Linked DNA regions of Homo sapiens: regions 2, 3, 4 and 5 are each linked to region 1. The links are chromatin loops, found by intact Hi-C in ENCODE. Cell type or tissue: psoas muscle. All regions are shown on one strand. Links, peaks and the distances in the headings refer to the core of each region. The heading gives the core; the rest is flanking DNA. Region 1 overlaps CD38 (CD38 molecule). Region 2 has its middle 6.9 kb from the start of FGFBP2. Region 3 has its middle 48 kb from the start of TAPT1-AS1. Region 4 has its middle 56 kb from the start of FGFBP1. Region 5 overlaps PROM1 (prominin 1).

Region 1 (4,849 bases), core at 256-4,255:
TAATGATTAGGGAAATGCAAATCAAAATCACAGTGAGATATTATCTCACGCCAGCTAGAATGGCTATCATCAAAAAGAAGAAAAAATAACAAAGCTAGCAAGAATGCAGATAAAAGGAAACTTAAAACATTTCAGCTTTTACTTTAGATTCAGGGGTTACATGTGCAGGTGTATTGCATGATGTTGAGGTTTCAGAATATGATTGAACCCATCTCCCAGGTGGTGAGCATAGTACCCAATATGTGGTTTTGCAACCCTTCCTTCCTCCTTCCCTCCCTCCTCTTATACTCCCCAGTGCCTAGCATTCCTATTTTTATGTCCATGCGTACCCAATGTTTAGCTCCCACTTATAAGTGAGAAATGTAGTATTTGGTTTTCTGTTTCTGCGTTAACTTGTTTAGGATAATGGCCTCCAGCTGCATTCATGTTGCTGCAAAATACATGATTTCATTCTTCTTTTTGTGGCTGCATGGTATTCCATGGTGTATACATACCACCACATTTTCTTTATCCAATCTGCCATTATTGGGCATCTAGGTTGATTCCATGTCTTTGCTACTGTGAATAGTGCTGTAATGAACATATAAGTGCATGTCTTTTTTTTGGTAGAACAATTTATTTTCCTGTGGGCCATATACCCAGTAGTGGGATTTCTGGGTTGAATGGTAATTCAGTTTTTATTAATAGTTCTTTAAGAAATCTCCAAAGTGATATTCACAGCGGTTGAACTAATTTACATTCCCACCAACAGTGTATAAGCGACAAAGAAAATTCTCACACATTGTTGGTAGGAATGTAAATTAGTACAGCTATTATGGAAAGCAGTGTGGAAGTTCCTTAACAGGCTAAAAATAGAACTACCATATGATCCAGTAATCTCGCTACTGGACCTATATCCAAAGAAAATAAAATCATATGTCGAAGAGATACCTGCACTCCCATCTTTACTGTAGTTTCATTTATAATAATGAAGATATGGAATCCACCGAAGTGTCTATCAACAGATGAAGAGATAAAGAAAATGTGGGATATATAGACAATGGAATGCAGCCATAAAAGAGAATGAAATCCTATCATTGGTGGCAACATGGATGAGCCTGGAGGACATTATGTTAAGTGATATAAGCCAGGCACAGAAAGACAAGTTTCATATATTCTCACTTACATGTGGGAGCTAAAAAAGTTGATCTCAGAGAAGTAGAGAGTAGAATAGTGGTTACTAGAAGCTGAGAAGGGTAGGGAGACAGAGATTGATCAATGAATACAAAATTATATATATGGATAGAGGAAATAAGTTTTAGTTTTAGTGTTCTATAGCATTGTAGGGTGACTATAGTGAACAATAACTTATTGTATATTTTCAAGTACTGAGAGGAGAAAATTTTGTACATTACCAGCACAAAGAAATGATAAACCTTTGAGATAATGGATATGCCAATTACACAGATTCGATCATTATGCATTGTATGCACGTATTGAAATGTCACTTCACCCCATAAATATGTGCAATTACATGTCATTTAAAAGTGATAAGAAAAATTAGTTTTTTTGATCTTATTATTGACTCGTAGGAAGCTTATATATTCTGAAAAGAAGTCCATTTTCAGATGTGTACTAAAAATATTTTCTTTCATTTTATGACTTACCTTTCCATTTTCTTTAATGGAAACTTTTAAAAACTTTTAAAAAACAAAGTTTTAAAAAAATCTAGTTAAGGTCCAGTTTGTTAACTTTTTTCTAATATGGCTTGTGACGCTTATTCCTTCTGCCTAGAATGTTCCTGGGATGTTTGTGGAGCTAAGTCCTCGCTTCCTTCAATTCTTTACTCAAATATGTCCACCCTATTTAATGTCAACTGTCCACCGTATTTAATGCCACCCTATTTAATATCACTAACACCTCCTCCCCCCTCACTCTTGACATTCATTCTAGTCTATTTTACATTTTTTTCTCATAGAACTCATAAATTTCTAGCATGCTTTATAACTTACATATTCATTATGTTTATTGTTTATTGTCCGTCTTTGTTCCAGTAAAATGTAAACTCCTAGAAGAACAGAGACCTGTGTTTTGTTCACTGATGTACCCTAAGTGCTCACAAGTGTTTCTAGCACCTAGTATTTGCTCAATAAATATTTGCTAGGTTGATGAATTAATGATTTCTAAGCTTTCCTTCAGCCTGAAGAGTTTTCTGATTGTAAGATTCTACTTAGATAATCCTAATTGTCTCAGTGACTCTCACCAGTCACTCACTTCTCCCACAAGGTGGCAGTCTTTACCTTCAACACAGGTTCTGGTAGCCTCAAATTTGAGAATTAATAGCTGAGTTAACCTGCTTGTTTTCTTTGAGCCCAGACAGCCTGCCCTATGGGAACTGACAGCTGTAAAATTTAAAGGACGAGTGTAATTACCCTGCAAGATCTGAGTGCTTTTAGGCAAGAGGATTTAGGGGGTGAGAGTTTTCCTGGAGAGGGACACATTATGAAGGTGATATTGCTTAATTGATGGGGACTTTGAAACATAGTTGCTCTTTGTGAGAATGGTATAGGTTTAGAGAGAGGTGCTAGCACAGAGCTGTGACACCTGAAGTAGGCTGACCGCAGACAAATTGGATTTAACCACCAAATATATCTGTGTTTTCATGTCTTCCTGCCCCGTGCCCTCTTATCTGACTCACTTTACCCCAGCACTGGGGAATAACTGTGCCCTATTCTGGTCCTGACCCTTTTGTACCATCTAGGGAAATGAGAACTCCTCTTGGGGTCTCAGATCCTCATTTCTGTTAGAACCAATCCTATTCTGTGGGTAGGGCCATGGTTGTAAATTTCCTGTGGGAGGCAGCATTGCTTTGCAAAAAGAACACAGTTTGGCATGTGAGGCAGCTCTGCCACTTGGACAAGGTGATAACGCTTTAGTCTCTTTATTTCTAAAACAGGGAAGATGCTAATACCCCGCCCATGGACTAGTATGAGATTTAAATGGCAGGTACTTGGCACAGTGGCAGGTGGTGAATGCTCTTTGGTGATCATGACTATCCCTTTCTCCTGGTAGTGCTGCCTCCTCCCTCTGAGCACCTGGAGTCAATCCACCTTGGGTAGGTCAGAGAAGGCAGAAGAAAGTGGTGGGAGGTGAACTCGACGGAATGATGTACAGGGCGATAGGGTGAGTGAGAGGTCTGGGATCTATTGGCAGGAGCAGAATGGTAGGAAAGGGAAAACATGCCATTGACCTTGAATCTTGACATTTGTGCCCATCCTATGCTGTGTTGAGCCTCAGGTCACCGTTTGCGGAGGTGAGCAGAAAACTGCTAACAGATCGAGGCTTCTCCAGCCTTCTAGGTAAACTTTCATCAGTGGGTTAGTTGTCTTGTTCAGAAGCTGATCACGGAGCTTTGGCCAAGCATAAACACTGATTATGGCAGTCCAATTGTCATAATCCCTTTGATTCTTTAATATCACCTTCAAGATTGTTTGTTATTGTCAATGCCCCCACAACCTAAGACCACCAGGAACACACTGTAATTGAAAAAGGTGGGTTTGTTGCTCTCTGCAAGAAGGGAGGACACTCAGCGTAGAGACTCATGAGGGTGGGGCAGGTTTTATCCGATGACGTTAGAAAGGACTTACTGAGGATTTGGGCTTGTTTTAGGAGATTTGGGGGAAAGGTTCAAGGAGACTGGCTTTTCCTGGATGCTGCCAGGAAGTAGTGGGATGGTAGTAAGTCTGTGGTAGGATGTTTAAATAAATTTCCTCTACTGGGCTGGAAGAATGAGAAGGCTGAAGCTGTAATAAGTAAAGAAGTGGCAGTCACTCCTATCAGCTATGATAAAAGGATGTTTGGCTATTACTTTATGGTTTGGATGCTATTTTTGCTTGTGTTCACATCATGGTCTATCATGGTGATAGGCCACGTACACAGTGGCCTTGTCTGATGCTGGTGTCCCATGGAGTTGATTATGCTCAGCTGAAGGACACTAAGGCCCAACTGTGGGGGCCAGGCCAGCTCCTGAGTGTCAGGGGGGGCTGCACTGCTTTGTCATTATCAACATCTCCACATACAATACAGCCTGTGCATGTGAGGTCCCAGAAGGAAGGAGCTAAAGCAGCTAGACTGGGATCACTTTACTCAATTTGAGGAGAGGAGTGCTCTTGAGGGAACCAGAGGAAGGCAGATGAGCTGGTCTGATCTCCTTTTCTATTGGAGCTCTATGCAGATAGACTGAAAATATTTGCTAAAACAAAGAGCTCCATCTCTAGAATACCCTTAGCAGGATGTCCTTGATTAAAGGATTATTTCTGAAAACTAAATCCAGAATCCGTGAGGCATGATTCCCTGGAAGATCATGTAAGCTGTACAATTCTCTATGGAATAAATTGGAGACTTCATCCCTTAGATCCCTTTGACTGTGTGAGGAACCCCACGAAACCTCACTTAGTGACTTTATTCATTCTTCTGGGCCTGAAAGCATATGTCTCATGCAGGAAGGAAGGCAGGACCAGTGGGGCTTTGCAGGTTGTGCCATTCTCTCCTTGCTTTGCTTGAGACTCTTTATTACCTGTCTCCCTGACATTATTTGTAGTGTGATTCTGGGTGTGTTCTGTGATTCTTGTGACTAGGTATCCAATTTTGCTTAAGGATGCAAGGAAGTGTTTGGGGAGAAAGCTCTATTGGAAGAGGTCTGTAGTCCTAGCCTCCCTCCCCACCCCACATTTCACATCATTAGACCTCAGCACATGGGTCTGGGGCACCAACACTGTCTTACCTGTTACACAGTGTGGTCTTTATCTGGATGAGGGATGCGAAAGGATACATTGTGACCAAGAGACCTGGGAGAGGCACAAAAATAACA
Region 2 (4,849 bases), core at 332-4,331, 150 kb after region 1:
TGATCATCCGCGCGTGACCAGTTCCCTAAAAGGAGAATAATAAATGTTAATTACCCACAGACTGTGTTTGCTCCAGGCTTTCGGCATTATGCCTGTACTAAATAAAAGCAAGCAGCTCCAGCTTATCGAGGCTGCTCTTTTCTTTGGTCCCTAGTGCCAGCAGCCCCCTAGCTGCTCTTACACTGCATGCCTGTGTCTGAGTACTCCTTTCATCTGTCGCTTGGCCAGGGTCTGCGGGATGGACCCAGCAGCTGGTGCCCCTGTGAGACTCAAAACTTCCAAGGCTTGAGGCTTCCACCCTCTGAAGCCACAGCCTGAGCTTTACATTGGCCCCTTTCAGCCATGGCTGGAGCAGCTGGAACACAGGTCACCAAGTCCCAAGGCTGCGCACAGCATGGGGACCCTGGGCCTGGCCCCCTAAACCACTTTTTCCTTCTGGACCTCTGGTCCTGTGATGGGAGGGGCTGCCCTGAAGGTCTCTGACATGGCCTGGAGACATGTTCCCCATGGCCTTGGGAATTAACATTAGGCTCCTTGCTACTTATGCAAATTTCTGCAGCTGGCTTGAATTTCTCCCCAGAAAATGGGTTTTTGTTTTCTATCGTATAGTCAGGCTGCAAACTTCCCAAACTTTCATGCTCTGCTTCTCTTTTAAAACTGAATGCCTTTAACAGTACACAAGTCACCTCTTGAATACTTTGCCGCTTAGAAATTTCTTCCACCAGATTCCCTAAATCATCTTTCTCAAGTTCAATCTCTAGGGCAGGGACAAAATGCCACCAGTCTCTTTGCTAAAACATAACAAGAGTCACCTTTGCTCCAGTTCCCAACAAGTTCCTCATTTCCATCTGAGACCACCTCAGCCTGGATTTATTGTCCATGTTGCTACCAGCATTTTGGACAAAGCCATTCAACAAGTCTCTAGGAAGTGACAAACTTTCCCACATTTTCCTGTCTTCTTCTGAGTCCTCCAAACTGTTCCAACCTCTTCCTGTTACCCAGTTCCAAAGTCGCTTCCACATTTTTGGGTATCTTTTCAGCCACGCCCCACTCTACTGGTACCAATTTACTGTGTTAGTCGATTTTCACACTGCTGATAAAGACATACTTGAGACTGGGAAGAAAAAGAGGTTTAATTGAACTTACAGTTCCACATGGCTGGGGAGGCCTTAGAATCACGGTGGGAGGTGAAAGGCACTTTTTACATGGTGGCGGCAAGAGAAAATGAGGAAGAAGCAAAAGCAGAAACCCCTGATAAATCCATCAGATTTCATGAGACTTATTAAATATCATGAGAATAGTATGGGAAAAAGACTGGGCCCCATGATTCAATTACTTCCCCCTGGGTCCCTCCTGCAACACATTGGGAATTCTGGAAGATACAATTCAAGTTGAGATTTGGGTGGAGATAGGGCCAAACTGTGTCACCTAGCAAAGGATTTTTATGCTCATATTTTTCTTAGCCATTTTATTCAAAGCAGCTAGATGCCATAATTTATGCATCATCTGGAATCACTTAAATTTTTTCTGCAGAAGGTGTGATTGATAATTGTGAAAAATGTCAATAATTGTCCTAGTGTCCAAAATGCCCCCCAAATCAAATAACCTTTGAATTGCTGAACGTAAGTGCAGGAATGTATAGTGGAGATCATGTAGGTCAATGCCACCAGTTTAAATCCATCCATTTGATTAATTGGACAACTATTTGCCTTATTTGTAAAAACTAAAGCCCCACCTGTCAGGTTCCCCTCAAGTACTAAGGGCAGAATCGAAAATGCACAGATTTCTCATATTAAATGGAAGTGGAACACTTCATAGGGCAAGTCTGGTCTCATAGATAATTCTCCTTACACAAGTAAGTTGAGACCTCACCTTTAGGGTCTTCTTGTCCCTCTCTTGATTACTCAGAGGGACAGCTTTTGACTACCTGGAGACCACTCCCAGGAAGTCTGTGAGGATGCTGGGGCTTGGTTTACTGAAGACTAAAAGTGCTGGTGTCCACCTGGTGGCAGCAGCCATCTAGCCCTAGAGACAACTCTGGAAGAGCTGCTGCAGGAGGAGCCCGTAGCCCAATGAGCTATATGGAAAGCCATTACCTTTGCCTTATTCAGTGCTCGTAAGAACCAGACATGCCTTTTTCACCTACTCTTGGGTACAGCCAGCAAGCTGTCTGGTTGGTGACAACTGACCGGTATATTAAGGACACTCCTCTATGGGGCTATAAGCTATTGACAGCCACTACTGCAGCCTCAGGAGACATTTTTGTAACCCTTGTGGATGCCATGGAAGGGATGCATATGAGGTGAGACAACATGAAGCCAAGTGGGTGACTGGACCCTCCAGCCCTGGTGGCCAGCATCACTGCCTCAATCCATTATTGGACTGGAGATGGTAATCTTGCCACTAACACAATAGACTCAAAAGTTAAACCTCATCTGAGTGCCACAGAGAATAAAATGGCCTACTGGGACTGTGGTTCCTCTGGTTCCTCTCCACAGTTGATCTCTCAGTCTAAAGGTGACAGGGATCATTAGCTCTGGGGGTGGGGCCTGACTTTGTCTGGCAAATACAATACGTTGGTCCTCTGCTGTCACCTGGTGGCCATTACTGGTACGCAGTGGCAATTGACAACTGTCATCATGGAGTTGCCATTCTGTGAAGCTGGCAGATTCCGGCCACACCGTAGTGGCACTGGAGACTATTCTCTGCTTGGCTTAGTATCCGGTTCACTTGTAATTAGACGATGCCGTACTGTTCACAGCAATGGTGCCCCCAGTAGTGGGCTAATGGACAAAACATTCAATGCACATTTCATGTCCTTGGTCTCAGGTTGGCGTCATTTTTAAGTGGTAAGATAGACTTTGGAAGATGTGACTGAGAAAATTACTAGACAAATGATGTTATCGGCACTGTGTCCTACACATCTTTAGCAGACAATGTGAGCATTACATGCAGCTGATCCTCAGAGGAAACATTCCCCTTGGAGGAGGTGATTGGAGAAAATCAGGACAGAAGAGGCAGGGATTCAGGGAGATCGGTTCTCTATGTCTATGATTTCACCATAAAATCTCTCAACCGCTGCTCTTTTTCTTTTTTTAAATTGACCCTACCACCTGGGAATCTTCACTGGTTTCATCATTATTTGACACCATCAGTGACAACACAAAGAGGGTGACTCCAATCTGTTGCTTCTACCACTCCCTGGTTTGGCTTATTGAATATGGAAGATCATATGATTAATTGCTAGAATTTGTGAACTGTAATGAACTCTTTCAGTGGCTGAGTTCTACTACTGTTCCCAGCCCTCATGATTGGTGACCCATCAATGAGGAAGGCCTGGGTGTGGGTGAGTACTTGATTAATAAAGATGGATGTAGCAGTTACTGAATTAGAACAAATAGATTATGTCACTGTCGAAGGAAAGGAGCACCCCCAGTATTAGGGAGAAACCACCCTTTACATTTCAGTGTATAAACAAATTTCAGTTCATTTTTTTGTATCAAGTAATAGTAGATATTCATATTTTTCTCATGGATATGCTGTTATTTCAGCACCTTTTGGTGAAAAGAATTTCCTTTTCTTTTTTAAAATTTCTTTATAAAATTCAAATAAAATACGTATATCATAAAATATGCCATCTTAACAATTTTAAGTGTATAATTTGGTAGTATTAATTACATTTGTTATGCAACCATCACTGCTGTCCACTTCAAGAACTCTTTTAATCTTATAAAACTAAAACTCTGTAAACATTAAACTAACTTCCCATTCTCACCTCACCATAGTCTCTGGCAGCCAACATTCTACTTTTGGTATCTGTGATTTTTGACTAGTCTAGGTACTTCATATCAGTGGAATCATGCAGTATTTGTCCTTTGTGACTGGCTTATTTTATCTGGCATAATGTACTCATGGTTCGTCCATATTGTAGCCTATGTCAGAATTATCTGCTTTAAGGTTTAACAAAGCCTTTCCTTTTAGGATGACTGAAATATTGCTTGGCCAATGTTACTCTGCATAAAACACATGGAAATGTTAAAATACACATTTCTGGGCCTCACCCCAGATACTCTGGTTCAGTTTGTCTGTGGTGGGGCCTGAGAATTAGCATTTTTTTTGAGATGGAGTCCTGTTCTGTCGCTCAGGCTGGAGTGCAGGGGCATGATTTTGGCTCATTGCAACCTCCGCCTCCCTAGTTCAAGTGATTTTCCTGCCTCAGCCTCCTGAGTAGCTGGGATTACAGGCACCTACCACCACGCCCAGCTATTTTTTGTATTTTTTAGTAGAGATAGGGTTTCGCCATGTTGGCCAGGTTTGTCTCAAACTCTTGGCCTAAGGTCATCTGCCCTCCTCGGCCTCTCAAAGTGCTGGGATTACAGGCATGAGCCACCGTCCCCGGCCAAGAATTAGCATTTCTAAAGCTCCCCAGCAGAAGCAGATGCCTCTGCCCCACCTGTCACCCTTTGGGTAGCACAGATTTTCATCTTTAAAATCACTGGTCAGCTATATGGTGATGTTAGTTTAAAATGTTGGTGAAAAATGGTCTGTGACAAATCCCAGCCTATCCTGTGATGTTTACAAATTGAACGCCATGAGCATTAGAATTGGGTGAACCTGGATTTCTCTGCTGTCCTGACTCTTAACAAGCTGTGTACAACTCACCTCTCCAGACTTTCAAGTCCCTTGGTTTATAATTGGGAATAAAACTACTTACCTCCTAGGGATGTAGTGAGAGCTATATGAGGGGGTGAGTGAAAGGCTCAGAGCCCTTATAAGAAATAGACTTGGTATGTCACAGTAGATGCTTGATGTATATATATTTTAGAAACTCAACCCCAGCAAACGTCCC
Region 3 (4,849 bases), core at 526-4,525, 470 kb after region 1:
TATGGTCATCTTCTTGTCTGATGTGCTGGATCAGTGCCTGACATGTCAAATGCACTCAGAGATGATTTCTTCAATGGTGGTGATGGGGCATTCTGGCAGGTGATCGCCCCTCAGAGCCACATGTGTAAGTGAGGCAAGTGCCGTCTTTCCTTGGCGTCCTATACCTTCTTGGATGCACCCTCCCCTTTCCCATTTTTAGGGATTTTTAGGGATGCACCCTTCCCTATTTCCCAGCCAGAGCCCAGAGAGGGGAAACAAGGACAGGCTGTCTCTTTGGCTGCTGGTCTACTCGCACTTCCACTATATCCCCTTGGGACCAGAAGTGAGGATGGGTTTCTCATTCTTGTCTTTTCCTCTCTCCCAGGACTCCTTCTGGTATCCACAGTCTAGAGGAGGCAGGGACCGGGCATCTGACACCCCTACATAACATTCTCTTTTTTCTTAATTCAGCTCCATCATTAAGTTTTAATAATGGGAAGAGTGGATTACATGTGTTTCAGTTTTTTGATATATGAAATTTGGGCTGACTAAGTACTTAATCTGAAATGACATTGTTTTAAACTGGAAGAGTGTTGCAAATTTAGATTTTTTTCTACTATCCATTGGGTGTAGACAGGTATTAGGTGGAATAGTTATTTTTTTCTGCACATCTGAGTCCAGAGAACAAATTTGCATCTGTCACTACACAGGTCTAAGGGTTCATCTTGGGCATCTGCAGAAAGACTGGGTGAGTGTTTGAATGTGGGATCAGAGATGACTGTGAACTTGGGGCCCCTTCAATGAGCCCAGCCTTTGGGGGTACAGTTTTGGGCCATACTATAGCCTAGTTACTCAAACTAGGGATGCATAATGGAAAGAGAAAAGCTTTTGGAGTCAAATACCTTCAGTTTTCTTTTTTTCTTGTTAGATAGGGACAATTATTCCTATCATAATAATTAAATGAGATAATATATGTAGGGCACACGGTATGGCACCTGGGACATGGTAAGTTCTCAATACGCATCAGCTGCTATCTTTCATGTTATTAATGGGCCTCGGGGCTTTTTGCAACATTGTCCGCATCAGAGCCATAGTCGTGTCGTCCTTGAGTAACACAACTTTTGCAGGAAGCCAACAGAAGGCTTTAGAGAGTTGCCAATTTTGGAAAGATGCATTAGTCAGCTAGGTCTGCCATAACAATATACCCCAGACTGGGTGGCTTAGACAATAGAAGTTTACTTTCTCATCGTTCTGGAGGCTGGAAGTTCAAGATTAAGGTACCAGAAGGGTTGGTTTCTGGTAAGGCCTCTCTTCCTGGCTTGCCATCTTTTCACTGTGTCTTCGCATGGTCTTTCTTCTGTGTGTGCTCATGGAGAGAGAGAGAGCACTCTGGTGTTTCTTCCTCTTCTTATGAGGACACTGGCCCTATCAGATTAGGGCAACATCCTTATGACCTCATTTAACTTTAATTACCCTATCTCGAAATACAGTCACATTGGAGGATGGGGCTTCAACATATAAATTTTGGGCAAAGGGAACACAGTTCGGTCTGGAACATAAGGCCTAATTGGACTTCCAGGTATATTTGCTTCTTGTTCAAAGCAGTGTGAGCTTGGATTTACAGTTATTTGCAGCTTAAATCCTTCTAGTAACCATAATTGTATCTAAGTGATACAACTATCACATCAAAGAGCTTTTACCTGAGGATTCATGGAACTCCCTAAAATTGTATGCAAATTTTTGTATTCACGCCCATTTTCGGAGCTACCAGCAGATTATAAAGTGGACCCCAAAAGGGTAAAAGTCCAATTATTTAAAAGCACTATTTGGGCAAACAAATGGTCATAGTGGTTAAATTTAACCTTTGAGCATCCAAATTTTAACCACTGATGTTAACATTTTTAGAAGTACTTTGGAACCAGGTAAAAACTCCTTAAATAAAAGTCACAGAATATGGCCTTATTAGTGAACCATTATAGAGTTTCTTTGTCTTAATCTTCTTATATCTTAATCTTGTATCCCACCATCTATCACAGTGTTTGACATATACTCTAGTATATGATCAATGAATAAATGAATGAAAGAGTAAATATATCAATACTCAAGAGCCAAGATATTTTGTTTATTCCCTATCCCCAGTGCTGGGTTTTTTTTGTTTTGTTTTGTTTTGTTTTTCTGAGACAGAGTCTTACTCTGTTGCCCAGGCTGGAGTGCAGTGGCACAATCTTGGCTCACTGCAACCTCCGCTTCCCAGGCTCAAGTGATTCTCATGCCTCAGCTTCCTGAGTAGCAGAATTATAAGCATGTGCTAATAATTATAGCAGAATTATAATAGTAGCAGAATTATAAGCACCTGGCTGATTTTTGTATTTTTAGTAGAGACATGGTTTTGCCATGTTTCCCAGGCTGGTCTTGAACTCCTGGCCTCAAGTGATCTGCCTGCCATGGCCTCCCAAAGTGTTGGGATTACAGGCATGAGCCACCATGGCCGGCCAGAATAAAGACTTTAAATCAACAACCCACTGCTGTTTTTTGTTTGTTTGTTAGGGATTTCACAAAATAACAACATAACAATGACAATATAACTCCTTATACTTACCTGCTACTTTACAGTTTACAAAGCACTTCTGGATAAAGTGTTTCTGTTAGGAGAGGTGGTTCCTGCAAGAAAAATTGGCAACATGATACCAGAAGAAAGGGAATAAACCATTAAGACTAAGATGTCACTGTAACCTGCAAAGTAGAGAGGTGGCAAGATTCCTGGTCTTTAATGACATCCCTGAGCCATCAAACTTTGCCTGCCCGTGGACTTCTGTGATTATTCTCTTCTTATTCAAAGCAGTTTGAAGCTGGGTCCTCAGTTTGGAGCTGCCCCTAAAGTCACCCTAAGTGATGCAACTGTGTCATAACGGAGACTTTGCCTGGGGGGAACTTTTACCTGGGGTGAGTTACTAGAATAAGCAGGGAATGGATAATGGGCAGGTGGAAAGCTAGACTATCTTCAGCACATAGTTGAGAAAGAAGTAGAAATGACACTAAAATTAATATCTTCTGACTCCAACCTGGAGTTCTTTCCACTATCACAGGAGGAGACAAATTTTTACATGAAGTTTAAGACAGTAAATATTTTTGGTTTTGTAGGTCATGGGCTTCTGTCATGACTATTCAACTCTGCTGTTTAGTGGAAGCACCCATGGTGGTATGCCAATGAATGGTGTGCTCTAATCCCCACTTATCTTAATGGTACTGGTGAGGGACATGGTACTGCTGAGGGACAGTGGTGGTGCTGGTGAGGAACAATGACCTCAAAACAAAATCAATCTCAGTCCAAATCTGACCGAAGTAGGGGCACCTCTCCACCACCAATATGTCACAAAATGTTAGTAGTTACATAAAAAGACATCCTCCATACACCACCTTCTCCAACGAGTCTCTCTCCTCTCCACTTTCCACTAACCTTAGGAGAACTAGACTCAAAAGAGGAAAGGGATGGATGTTCGTGTGTCGGGAATTACACACCTCTCCTTCTCCTTTAAGGGGTCTGAGACTGATTAGGAAAGAGTCCCCAACTTCTATCCTAATTCTTTATGCCACCAAAACAGCCTGAGGTTGGCAGTGTTGAGGAGGGAACAGAGAGAAGATGAGATTTAAATCATATTTAAGTCTCAAGTTTTAAACTGGTCTGGACTTTTAATTGCAGGATATGTCTGGAAAGTTATAGCACCTGCCCAAGATGTCCCTCAAACATGTTGATATGGTTTGGCTCTGTGTCCGCACCCAAATCTCATGTCAAATTGTAATTCCTAATGTTGAGGGAGGGACCTGATGGAAAATGATTGGATCATAGGGGCAAATTTCCCCCATGCTGTACTCATGATAGTAAGTTCTCATGAAATCTGATTGTTCGAAAATGTGTGGCATTTCTCCCCCACCTTCTGCCACCACGTGAAGAAGGTGCTTACTTCTCCTTCACCTTCTGCCATGATTTTAAGTTTCCCGAGGCCTTCTAGTCATGCTTCCTGTTAAGCCTGCAGAACTGTGAGCCAATTAAACTTCTTTTCTTCATAAATTACCCAGTCTCAGGTAGTATCTTTATGGCAGTATGAAAACAAATTAATACAGAAAATTGGTACCAGGAGTGGGGCACTGCTATAAAGATGCTTGAAAAAGTAGAAGTGACTTTGGAACTGGGTAATGGGCAGAGGTTGGGACAGTTTGGAGAGCTCAAAAGAAGACAGGAATATGTGGGAAAGTTTGTAACTTCCTAGAGACTTGTGAAATGGTTTTGACCAAAATGCTGATAGTGATATGGACAATGAAGTTGAGGCTGAGGTGGCCTCAGATGAATATGAGGAACTTTTTGGGAACTGGAGTAAAAGTCACTCTTGTTATGTTTTAGCAAAGAGACTGGCAGCATTTTGCCTCTGCCCTAGAAATCTGTGGAAATTTGAACTTGAGAGAGATGATTTAGGGTATTTGTTGGATGAAATTTCTAAGGAGCAAAGCATTCAAGAGTTGACTTGGTTTTTCTGAACATGTATGCTCATATGCATGAACAAAGAGATTATCTGAACTGGAACTTACATTTAAAAGGGGAGCAGAGCATAAAAGTTTGGAAAATTTGCGGCCCAGCCATGTGGTATAAAAGAAAAACTCATTTTCTGGGGAGAAATTCAACCTGCTGCAGACATTTGCATAAGTAAAGAGTAGCCAAATGTTAATAACCAAGACAATGGGGAAAATGTCTCCAGGGCATTTCAGAGACCTTTCTGGCAGCCCCTGCCATCACAGGCCTGGAAGCCTAGGAGAAGAAAAATGGTTTCATGGGCCAAGCCCAGGGACCTGCTGCTTTGTGGAGCCTCTGGATATG
Region 4 (4,849 bases), core at 275-4,274, 77 kb after region 1:
ATCACTTTGTGGACTAGATCTCACTCCTGTTGTCTTTTAAAGAACACTTTCCAGAAATTCCCCTCTGTTCTCTATATATTTTTTCCTTTTTGTTGGGTTAGTCTCGTCAGCCTACAAACATGCAGTTAATTCTCACATTTAGCCAAAAATAGGCATACAAATAGAAAATCAGTTTTTCTGGACCCCTGCATTTGGAGACTCGTTTATTAGCTCCCTGTCATAGTAAAATTTTATGGAAGAGTTGACTAAACTTACTGACTCCTACTTTTTCGCTTCCCATTCTCTCTTGAACTCATTCTGTCTTCCTTCTGGTCCACTACTCTAACAAGAGAGCTTTTGCCAAAGTCATAATGATCTCCATGTTGCTAAGTCCACTGGTCCTTCATCAATGCTCACTTTGGTATTTGTGTAGTTGGTCACTGCATCCCTGGCAATTCCTCACTTGTCTTCCAGGATGCCATGTTGTCTCGGTTGATGCCCTGTATTATGGCCCACTCCTTCTTTGTCCCCTTTTTGCTGCTTCCTGTTTTTCACCCAGGTCTCATGTTGTAGACCCAGATCTCAGTCCTTGAACTCCATGTACACTCACTCCCTTTCATTTTTTTTTTTTTTTTTTGAGATGGAGTCTCGCTCTATCACCCAGGCTGGAATGCGAGGGTGCGATCTCGGCTCACTGCAACCTCCTCCTTCCACGTTCAAGCGATTCTCCTGCTTCAGCCTCCCAAGTAGCTGTGATTACAGGCACCCGCCACCACACCCAACTAATTTTTGTATTTTTAGTAGAGACAAGGTTTTACCATATTAGTCAGGCTGGTCTCGAATCCCTGGCCTCAGGTGATCCACCCACTTCGGCCTCCCAAAATGCTGGGATTACAGGCATGAGCCACTGTGCCCAGCCCCATTCACTTCCTTTCTTGCCTCTAATCTCATTGCTTTATATACCATCCATATACTGATGACCCCAAAAATCGTCTAATTGCTAGATCTCTCCTCATCTACTGCAAGTTGTACTCCCAGTAGTAAGTATGGGAGTTCAGATTTGAGTCCTAGTCTACTCATCTTCAATGTATTCATACCTTTCCCTTTATTATAGCACCATAGTTCAGCTTGCTAAGGCCCAGGGAGTATTAAAAGTGCTTTCTATGTACTAGCTCACTTGATTCCAAAAATAATTCTACAGGACAGATACTAATATTCTAGACGAGGAAACTGAGGCACAGTAGAAAAGTTCATCATTTGCCCAAGGCGCATAGCTAGTGAGTGGCTGCACCATGACTTGTATGTACTCAGGCAATTTGACTCATGAATCTTCCCTCTTAGTATTTTAGAACACTGACCCACTATCAGTGATGACATGGGCAAAAAGTTGGCAGATCCCAGAATGCAAATTAGCAGGGTCAGAAATCCTCCCAGTTCCCTCTAAATCACTTTCTTATGTGCCGAGGAACTAAATAGCAATATAGTCCCTCTCCTGTTTTCCCGTTTCCTGTTGCCATTTCCAATTTAATAAAGTGTGGGAAGTAACCCTGATGATGTCTACAGTTGTTTATGAAACACGGGTGTAACCCACATGCAGAGGCTCAGCAAACAGTTGATGGATTTATGCTGACCTCTTGGTAGGAACACCTGCAGTTTGAGATTCTGCTACATTTTCTACCATTTTATTATGTGTCCTGGTTTTTGCCCAGAGAGCAAAAAGTTTTGGGAAAAGCATATAGAAAAAAAATAATAAAAGGTAAAATGTCTGTTGTTTCCAGGATAATGGCCCCAAGGGTGGAATCGCATCTGGTAGCTGTTTCTTCTCAGCCCAGTGAGCGGACACCAGATCGATCCTTCCTCCCCGAATGCTGCCAGAGAGACTGGAGAATCATGTAGGATGGAAGGTCAGCAGAAACGCAAGGGGCCGTTATGATGAGGACTGAGAGAGGCATCCCGTACCAGGCAGCAGGATGCTCCATTGGAATAGCACAGCAGGACAGGTGTGTGGTAGCTGAATCATGCCCCACAGGAGATCCAGGCCCTAATCCCTGGAATGTATGAATGATAACTTTGTTTGGCAAAATAAGCTTGGCACAAGTGCTTAAATTAAGGATTTTGAGATGGGAGAGTATCCTGGATCATCCAGGTGGGCCCTAAATATAATCACAAGTGTCCTTATAAGAAGGAGGCAGGGAGAGGTCTGACAAAGAAGGCAATGTGACCACTAGGGCAAGATGCTACTCTGATGCCTTCTAAAATAGTGGTGGAAGCCACCTGCAAGCAGTGTAAGGACTGCAGCTCTTAGAGGCTGGAAGAGGACAGCAAGAGATTCTGCTCTTCAGCCACCAGAGGGAGCATGTGTGCTGCCAACACCTTGATTTCAGTCCAGTGAAGCTAATTTTGGACTTGTGGCCTCTACAACTGTGAGAATAAATGTGTGATGTTTTAAGCCACCAAGTTTGTGGTGACTTGTTACAGCAGCCACAGGAAACTATACACCTGGTGACAGAGAGGAGGAGCAGAAGCAAGGGCAGCAGCAGTGATAATCAAGTTGAAGTGACGTTTCATAGAAATCCCTGGAGCAGGAGGAACCATCTCATCCCACCCTACAACCTCTGGGCTTTACTCCAGCTGCATGGGAAGGAATCCATTTTCTATTTCTTTTTTACATACAGGAGCTATTATCCAGGAGGGACCCTAAGAACTGGATGTAGGACAAAATGCCATCATAGCTTGAGCTCAAAGCAAGACCTGGTTTCATGGCACCCTGGTTCAGGCAAAATCTTGGAAAGGACTTTACCTTTGAGATGAATGAGGTTCTTTGAACAGGGCCTAGAAGAGGAAAATGACAATCAAAGCATTAAGGAGTTCTATAAAATATGCCAACAGGAATTTCAGTTTTTGGAGATGCCCAGGAGAGTGAGAGTGAGGGTCTTGGAACTTAGGGAAGGGGGAGCTGGGAGAGGTTCTCAGGAGACATTTGCCCCAACAACGTGGGGGCAGGATGGAGAGCAAGGACTGAGACAGCCCAGGAGCCAGTCACTGTTGGAGGGTCGTTTGGGGACTTTTGAACAGTGATGTCTCATTATCAGTTTTAAGTGGTTTCATGTTCCCCACTGTCAACTGAAGAATCAATAAATTTGGAAAGGAGACCTTTGTTTCTTATAAAGAGCTACCTCCAGCAGGCTGGCCATTCTGCAGGCTTGGAAATGTAGCCTCTGGCAAGAGCTGGAAGCAGGCATTTTGAGAGAGGGAAGGATGAGGCAGGAATTGATGCTGAACAGGTTGGCTAAGTAGACATATTCAACAGATTGTAGGAGGAGCTCTGAATATTCATGAAGGGGAGGCATGCACATGTGCAGTAAGCTAACATTATGTTATATGTTTGCTTTGGGTGGAGGCTTCACATTTAGATGTACTACAATTAGACTTTATATGTCAAAAGGTGAAGCAAAGGACATGAAAGCACTCAGCACGCAGGCTCCATCAACTGGCCAGAACCACTTCATGGTCCAGGATTTCTTACCAGAAGAGAATGCTGGTCAGTTTCTGTGTTAAGCCCACAAAAAGGGAGGAGTAGCAGCAGGCGGTTGGTTGAAACCAGTGGCAGAGCAAGTCTTCGAAAGGGCTGGTTTCTGTTTAACACTTAGGGAAGAAAGCTTAATGGTGATTATCAAAGGAGGGGCTGTAACGAGGTGTGTCTGATGTCCCATCCTGTCATGGTTGGGAACTCAGTTTTCAAGGTTTTTCTGGGGCCCCCTGGCCAAGCAGAGGTTCATTCAGTTGGTTGGGGGGCTTAGAATTTTATTTTTATTTCTCAACACTATGAAAAGTCCCCCTGCCCTTACCCCCAAACCTTCATCTGCAATATGGCCTAGCCATACAGCAAGGAGACAAGCAAACAGGCAAGCAGAGATATCAATTCAGCAAGAGAAGAAATCTAGAGTGAGAGTTGAACAGAATAACATCAGCATTACCTAGGCACCCTTGGAACTGTCGGGGGAGGCAATGGCATTCCAAGAGCAAATGGGATGAAACCAGAGCATTTTCTTTGGCTGCAGGACATGCAACTGCTGGGAAGTCAACTACATTCAAGTGTATGCAGGCAGAGGTTAAGGAACTCCTGAGCCAATTGCTTCTGGAGACACACAAATAATAGCAGAAGGCTATGAGACCAGAGAGGCACACATGGGGCATATTCGGGACCATAGCCTCTCCCAGACTACTGTTGTTAAAAGACAACTGCAGTCCATAGAGAGCACTGGTTAAATAAAAACGCACTCAGTAACTCATTCTTTATTTATGTATGAATTTACTTATTCACTTACAAATAATTAGACTCTGGGGTTATAATGACGAAAAAGACATTTCCTGCCGTCAGAGAATTCAAGTCCAGCAGAGAAGATAGAATCCCAAATAAATCATTAGAATAGAGTGTGACACATGCAGTGACTGAGCCCACAGCAGGGGAACCTAACCCATCCTGGGAATAGGTTCAAATGAGCTTCCTAGACTGGGCAACCTCTAAGGCAGTGTTTAAAAGAATGTTTTCCAAAGGGTGGTACCCAGAGAGGGGCAGATACAAATGCATGTGTGTGTGTGTGTGTGTGTGTGTGTGTGTGTGTGAGAGAGAGAGAGAGAGACAGAGAGAGAAACAGAGAGCAGAGAGAGATTTTAGTAATGATTTATTTTTATGGTTGCTATGTATTTATGGCAAGTGGCATTTCCATTTATGATAGTAATAGGGCTTCTTTTAAATTTTTTAAAATTTATTTCATTGTTGGGTGATGGGATTCTCCCCTTGGAATAGGCAAGGCATTTACATGATTCAAAAGTCAAAACTATTTAGAAAGATCAACTGAAAAGCCCT
Region 5 (4,849 bases), core at 592-4,591, 200 kb after region 1:
GAGCCTAGATGGCACCACTGCACTCCAGCCTGGGTGACAGAGTGAGACTCCGTCTTAAAAAAAAAAAAAAATTCACACACTCTCTGCCTCTGCATCATACATATTTAAGATGGGCAAATCAATGCATGACTGTACGCGCTTGAGAAGTAGAAATGGTTTTGAAATATCCCGTACTTAAGAAAAATTATCTTTGAATGATTCGACACTCTACAGGAGATAATGATGCCTGGCTTGATGTCTTTCTTTTATCAAAAGGCCAAATGGAGATCATTTGACCTGCTGGTGATCTCAACTTAATCTCCCTCGACCAGTGAAATAACTAAAATACTGTGACAACAGTATTCTCCTGATTTCATAACAGATCTTAGGCGGAAAAATGTATATACAATGAAAGAGTGAAATAGAAATATATTTTAAAAATCAGAATCTGGAGAAAAAAAAAACACAGAAAAGCCACAATTAGAAGCCAGACACTTACAACAAAATTTCCTCATTAATGAAGAAAGCAAAACTGCCAACTGGTCCCCCGGAGTCGGTGGGAGTTGGACTGAGAGGGAGAAAGCGAAGCTTGAATTCATTTCCTGGTGGCACTACTAGACGTGTGCCAGGTCAGCCCTCTGCCACGAGTCATCCGCTTATCAGTCTCTTTCCCTTCAAATATAGGGCTCATCTGTGTGGACACCTCTGTCACCTGGGAATCTCCCAGGGTGTGTGGGAGGAACCTGGGAACTGATCTTCTGATGTTCCCAGCCACATTTGGAAACTACTGCTGAGGAAAATTCTTTTCTCCCCAAATACTGCAATCCACATTGAGCGGCAGGACTTTAACTCCTGACCCTGATTTCGCTTATGATCAGAAAATAAGGACGCTCCCATATTTTTTTTTCTCTTACAAATAGAAAGGATCTACTGAATTTATTGAATATTTGAAAATTTATTGAATTTAATAATTTCAAGAAATTTACTGAATTTAAACCAAACTGCTTATAAGTTTGCACTGCTCTTAAAGTAATGCACAATATATGAAGAAATCCAAGTTTCTGTTCAAGTCCTTTCATAATGGGTAGAAAATCATATTTACCCGGAATAATTCCTTGCTCGTGTAAGGTTCACAGATCAGTTTTTCCACATTTGCACCAAAGACAAAGGTAAGAACCACAATGATCATCAATATCCAGCAAAAGAGGAAACTTAATCCAACTCCACTGGAAAAAAATATAAAGTTAGTAATTCAACAAAGAATGATTCAATATTACCTACTGATACTTACTAAATCTACCTATACTCTATAAAATAGCCCTGGGGTCTTCAGTGTTATTCAGGTGAAACAGATCATCCACCTAGGAGTGACACAGGGCTTGGGGACCTGGAGAGGGGCAGCTCCAGGACAGGCAAGGGTACACTGGATGGGGGCCTGGGGACCTGGGGAGGGGCAGCTCCAGAGCAGGCGGGGGATCACTGGATAGGGGCCTGGGGACCTGGGGAGGGACAGCTCCAGGGAAGGCGGGGATGTACTGTATAGGGGCCTGGGGACCCACGAGGGGTAGCCAATAAGGGGCTGAAAGCACACGAGGAGCACAACCCGACTTCTCTCTGAACGCAAGCACTCTTGGCACAGTGTAAAGGATAGACTGGACAGGTGCCAACGTGGATGGGACATCATTGCAGAGGCTGTTATCATGGCCCATGAGGGTGGCCTAAGGGGGCAGGATTGGTGGAGAGTTGGTGGATGATGGAGATGTAATATAGGAGACACAGGAGGCATAATATAGGAGGCAGCAGGACTCGGAAAGCGCTGAACACGAGAGGTAGAGGCAAGGAAGGGCTCCAAGGGCAGTGCCAGGGAGCGCTGATGCTCTGGAAGGAAAGAGAAGATGGGCTGGATGTTGGTCTTGTTGCCAGAGACACTGAATGGAAAGACTGTGTAGGAGTCAGTATGTTTGGAGCTCAGATATCTGGGTTTCGGATGTACCTTAGGGAGCCAGCAGCTTAGCCATGGTCATTTATCCCCAGGGCTGGCTTGGAGAGAGAAACAGCCTAGGGCTGGGTCTGGAAGACTTCAACATTTACAAAGATGGGTGGTGGAAGGAGGGGCCAGCAAACCAGACCAAGATGATGAGGCAGAGAAGTAGGAAGGTAACTATGTGGGTGTGATGCCACCTAGGGGACAAAAGGAGTGTTTGCAGGAGGAAGGAATGGTCGGCTGTCACCAACCAATGTGCTGTCTGCATTGCACAGAGAGGTCACTGCCAACTTGAAACAAGTGCAGTCATGGGGGAGGAAACCACATCGGAGTGGACCGGAGAGTCAGCAGGAGAGGAGGGCACAGGCAGCAAGCGCAGATCACTCCTCTGAGAGCCTGTGTGGGGGAAGGAGAGCTATAGGGAAGAGGCAGTGTGGGTAAAGAGTTTCTGCTTTTATTTCTGAAGAAGGGAGAGAACAGAGCCTGGTTAAGTATTGAGTGAAAGTCAAGGAGACAGGAAGAGAATAAAGACATGGAAAAGAAAGGGGATGATCCATTTTATCAGGATCAGGGAAAGGAATGGGATTGAGAATATAGCTGGCGGGATCAACCTGAGCAGGCAGGAATCCCTCTGCTTCTGGCACTGCAGAGAAGGGATGGATGTGTTTGAGAGCAGGTGTGTTTGGAAGTTTGATGATGGGAAGTTGCATGATGGCTTCTATTTTCTCTGAGAAGAAGGAGGTAAAGCCATCTGCTGAGAGAGGGGTGAAGTAGAGGAAAATGGACGTATCAGAGTGAAAAGACTGTTGCAGGAAAGTGTGGGGGGTGTCGAAAAAGAAAAAAAACAGAAAGAGAAGGAAGAAAACAAAAGAAATAAAAGAAAAGATTTGTCAGACTATGGCAAGTCCATTTGAGACAGGAGATCCTAAGTTTGTAGGGATACCCAATGTACCCGGTGCGTAGCTTTTCTCTAGCAGTGCTTAGCTGTCTAGATGTAGACATAGAGAACAAACTCTTAAATCGATCTAGGTGCAGCTGCCAAATCAAATACCATCACTGGTGCACACTAGGAAGGAGCCTCAGAAGGGTGTGGGCTGATGCTCGCAATCACCACAGCATCCCCTCCTAAGGGCACGATTCTCCCCTTTGCCTGCAGATGCCAAAGCCATAATTACAATATTTGTGTATCTTCACTAAAATAAATAGCAAGTAATGTTCATTGGAAAGGCCTAGGTCAGCCTGACTTTCTCTGACCTACAAGGCTTCTGAGTCTGGGAGAGCACAAAGAAGAAGTGAGTGAGGGCCATGCCAGGATCCCTGTCTGAGCATGTGTGTCTGTGTGTTGGAGTTAAACAACTCATATAAACCAAGACAGCTGTCTAAAAAGGGCACCATGACTCTTACTCTAAATCGCATACAGTCACTATCTCCAGCCTTTATTTTCTAAATATGCACATTCCTAGATCAGGGGTAGGGGAACCACTGCCCAAGGTCTGTTTTTCTAAGGTTAGTGAGATAATGGCTAATGTGTACTGAAAATATTGAAAAGGAGGAAGAGGAGGGGGAGAATAAGAGTAAGATGAAAGAGCAAAAGAAGGTGAAAAAGAACAAGAATATGCGACAAAGACTGTGTATGGCCAGCAGAACCTAAAATATTTATTACTTGGCCCTTCTTGGGAAAAGCTTGCTGACTAACCCCTGATTTGCACAGTTAGGATAATACATGCATCATTTTCTGACCCCCTTTCAAATGCATTATCTTAGAAACTTTTGTCAACAAATTAGGACTGTCACCTAGTTATCATTTCAGGGGCCATGTGATCTTCCACGCATGGATGTGTCATAACTCACTTGGCCACTCTTCTACAGCTGGACATGTAGGCTGTTTCCAGTGCTTCACTATCATAACTAATACTGCAAAACACCTCCCTCTTCATGATGATTTCTTCACAGTTTGGCTTACTTCCTTCACCTAGATTCCCCAAAATGGAAATTATTCGGCAAAGAGCATCATGGTCTTTTTACAGCCCTTGCTATATAGCCTGACAAACTGCTTTCCATAACCTCAGAAACTGCCACCAGCCATAGGAATGTGCCCAGTTTGTGATACCTGTGGCTGCTCTTGGCATTGTTGTCAATACCTAAAATGGGAAGTTTTATGATGGGCTTCAAATCACGAGATGCTTGTGCCTCTGTTAGATCTCCTTATCTCTGGAGAGGCCTCCTACGCCCCCCTGCAACAGATAATACATTCACCACTGCATCCTATTCAGCTGCTAAAATGCTCCTGGGGCCAGGGGTAGCGGCTCACACCTGTAATCCCAACACATTGGGAGGCTGAGGTCGGAGGATCTCTTGAGACCAGGAATTCAAGACCAATCTGGGCAACAAAGCAAGACTGTCTCCACAAAAATAAAATTAAAATAAAATGCTTCTGGGACCATCTGAAGATAAAAGATCAGAGCAGAGCCAGGGCTCTCTGACTTTCCTCCTTCCAGATCTTTCACTGGTATCCTTTTGGGAGGTAAGAATTCCTGCTTGGTTTTGAAAGAGACCATGCTCTTGATTGGATGGTGTCACCATTTTTAAAGAGCAGGTGGTGTTTTGGTTGCAACAAAACTACACATACTCTTTCTGGTTTCTACAAGCAAGTAAACAGTTTTAAAAAAAGAAACTGCATTCTTCTAATTAGTCTGATTAGACTGATGACGCTTGTATCATCTCCTCCTTTTGCAATTATCCAGTTGTTTACCAGATACCTCAAGAAGCAGAGAATTCTGCCAAGCACAGCAAAGCGTGCCATGCTGACTGGTTGCATTCAACAATAAAGAAATCATAGCCACCCTAAGTCTGCAGACTCCTTGAAATGAATCAAACAACATCTGA

Evidence for each region. Hi-C counts contacts between places; a loop is a spot of excess contacts. Peaks named below come from ENCODE experiments on the same cell type or tissue, not always from the same donor. Only the 100,000 strongest peaks of a DNase experiment are listed, where the experiment ranks them.
Region 2: it touches region 1 in a loop (9-fold over the local background); 81 of 110 quality-filtered maps call a loop at or near these places.
Region 3: it touches region 1 in a loop (2.6-fold over the local background); 26 of 110 quality-filtered maps call a loop at or near these places.
Region 4: it touches region 1 in a loop (5-fold over the local background); 41 of 110 quality-filtered maps call a loop at or near these places.
Region 5: it touches region 1 in a loop (11-fold over the local background); 66 of 110 quality-filtered maps call a loop at or near these places.

Annotation. Positions count from the first base shown.
Region 1 is chr4:15,803,535-15,808,383 of GRCh38, forward strand. The region is part of intron 1 of CD38 (CD38 molecule); the gene reads left to right. Among named protein-coding and RNA genes, the nearest start is that of CD38, 28 kb to the left of the region's middle. In psoas muscle, for the core only: CTCF peaks have their summits at 2,254 (motif pointing right) and 2,883; no DNase peak of the experiment used is centred there; H3K4me3 peaks cover 289 bases; H3K27ac peaks cover 1,819 bases.
Region 2 is chr4:15,953,852-15,958,700 of GRCh38, forward strand. No RefSeq gene overlaps it. Among named protein-coding and RNA genes, the nearest start is that of FGFBP2, 6.9 kb to the right of the region's middle. In psoas muscle, for the core only: a CTCF peak has its summit at 2,595 (motif pointing left); a DNase peak (open chromatin) is centred at 2,590.
Region 3 is chr4:16,272,207-16,277,055 of GRCh38, forward strand. No RefSeq gene overlaps it. Among named protein-coding and RNA genes, the nearest start is that of TAPT1-AS1, 48 kb to the left of the region's middle. In psoas muscle, for the core only: no CTCF peak of the experiment used is centred there; no DNase peak of the experiment used is centred there.
Region 4 is chr4:15,880,477-15,885,325 of GRCh38, forward strand. No RefSeq gene overlaps it. Among named protein-coding and RNA genes, the nearest start is that of FGFBP1, 56 kb to the right of the region's middle. In psoas muscle, for the core only: a CTCF peak has its summit at 2,318 (motif pointing right); a DNase peak (open chromatin) is centred at 2,315.
Region 5 is chr4:15,999,415-16,004,263 of GRCh38, forward strand. PROM1 (prominin 1) reads right to left here. Exons shown (of 28, transcript NM_006017.3): 14 at 1,082-1,205. Among named protein-coding and RNA genes, the nearest start is that of FGFBP2, 39 kb to the left of the region's middle. In psoas muscle, for the core only: a CTCF peak has its summit at 2,177 (motif pointing left); a DNase peak (open chromatin) is centred at 2,183.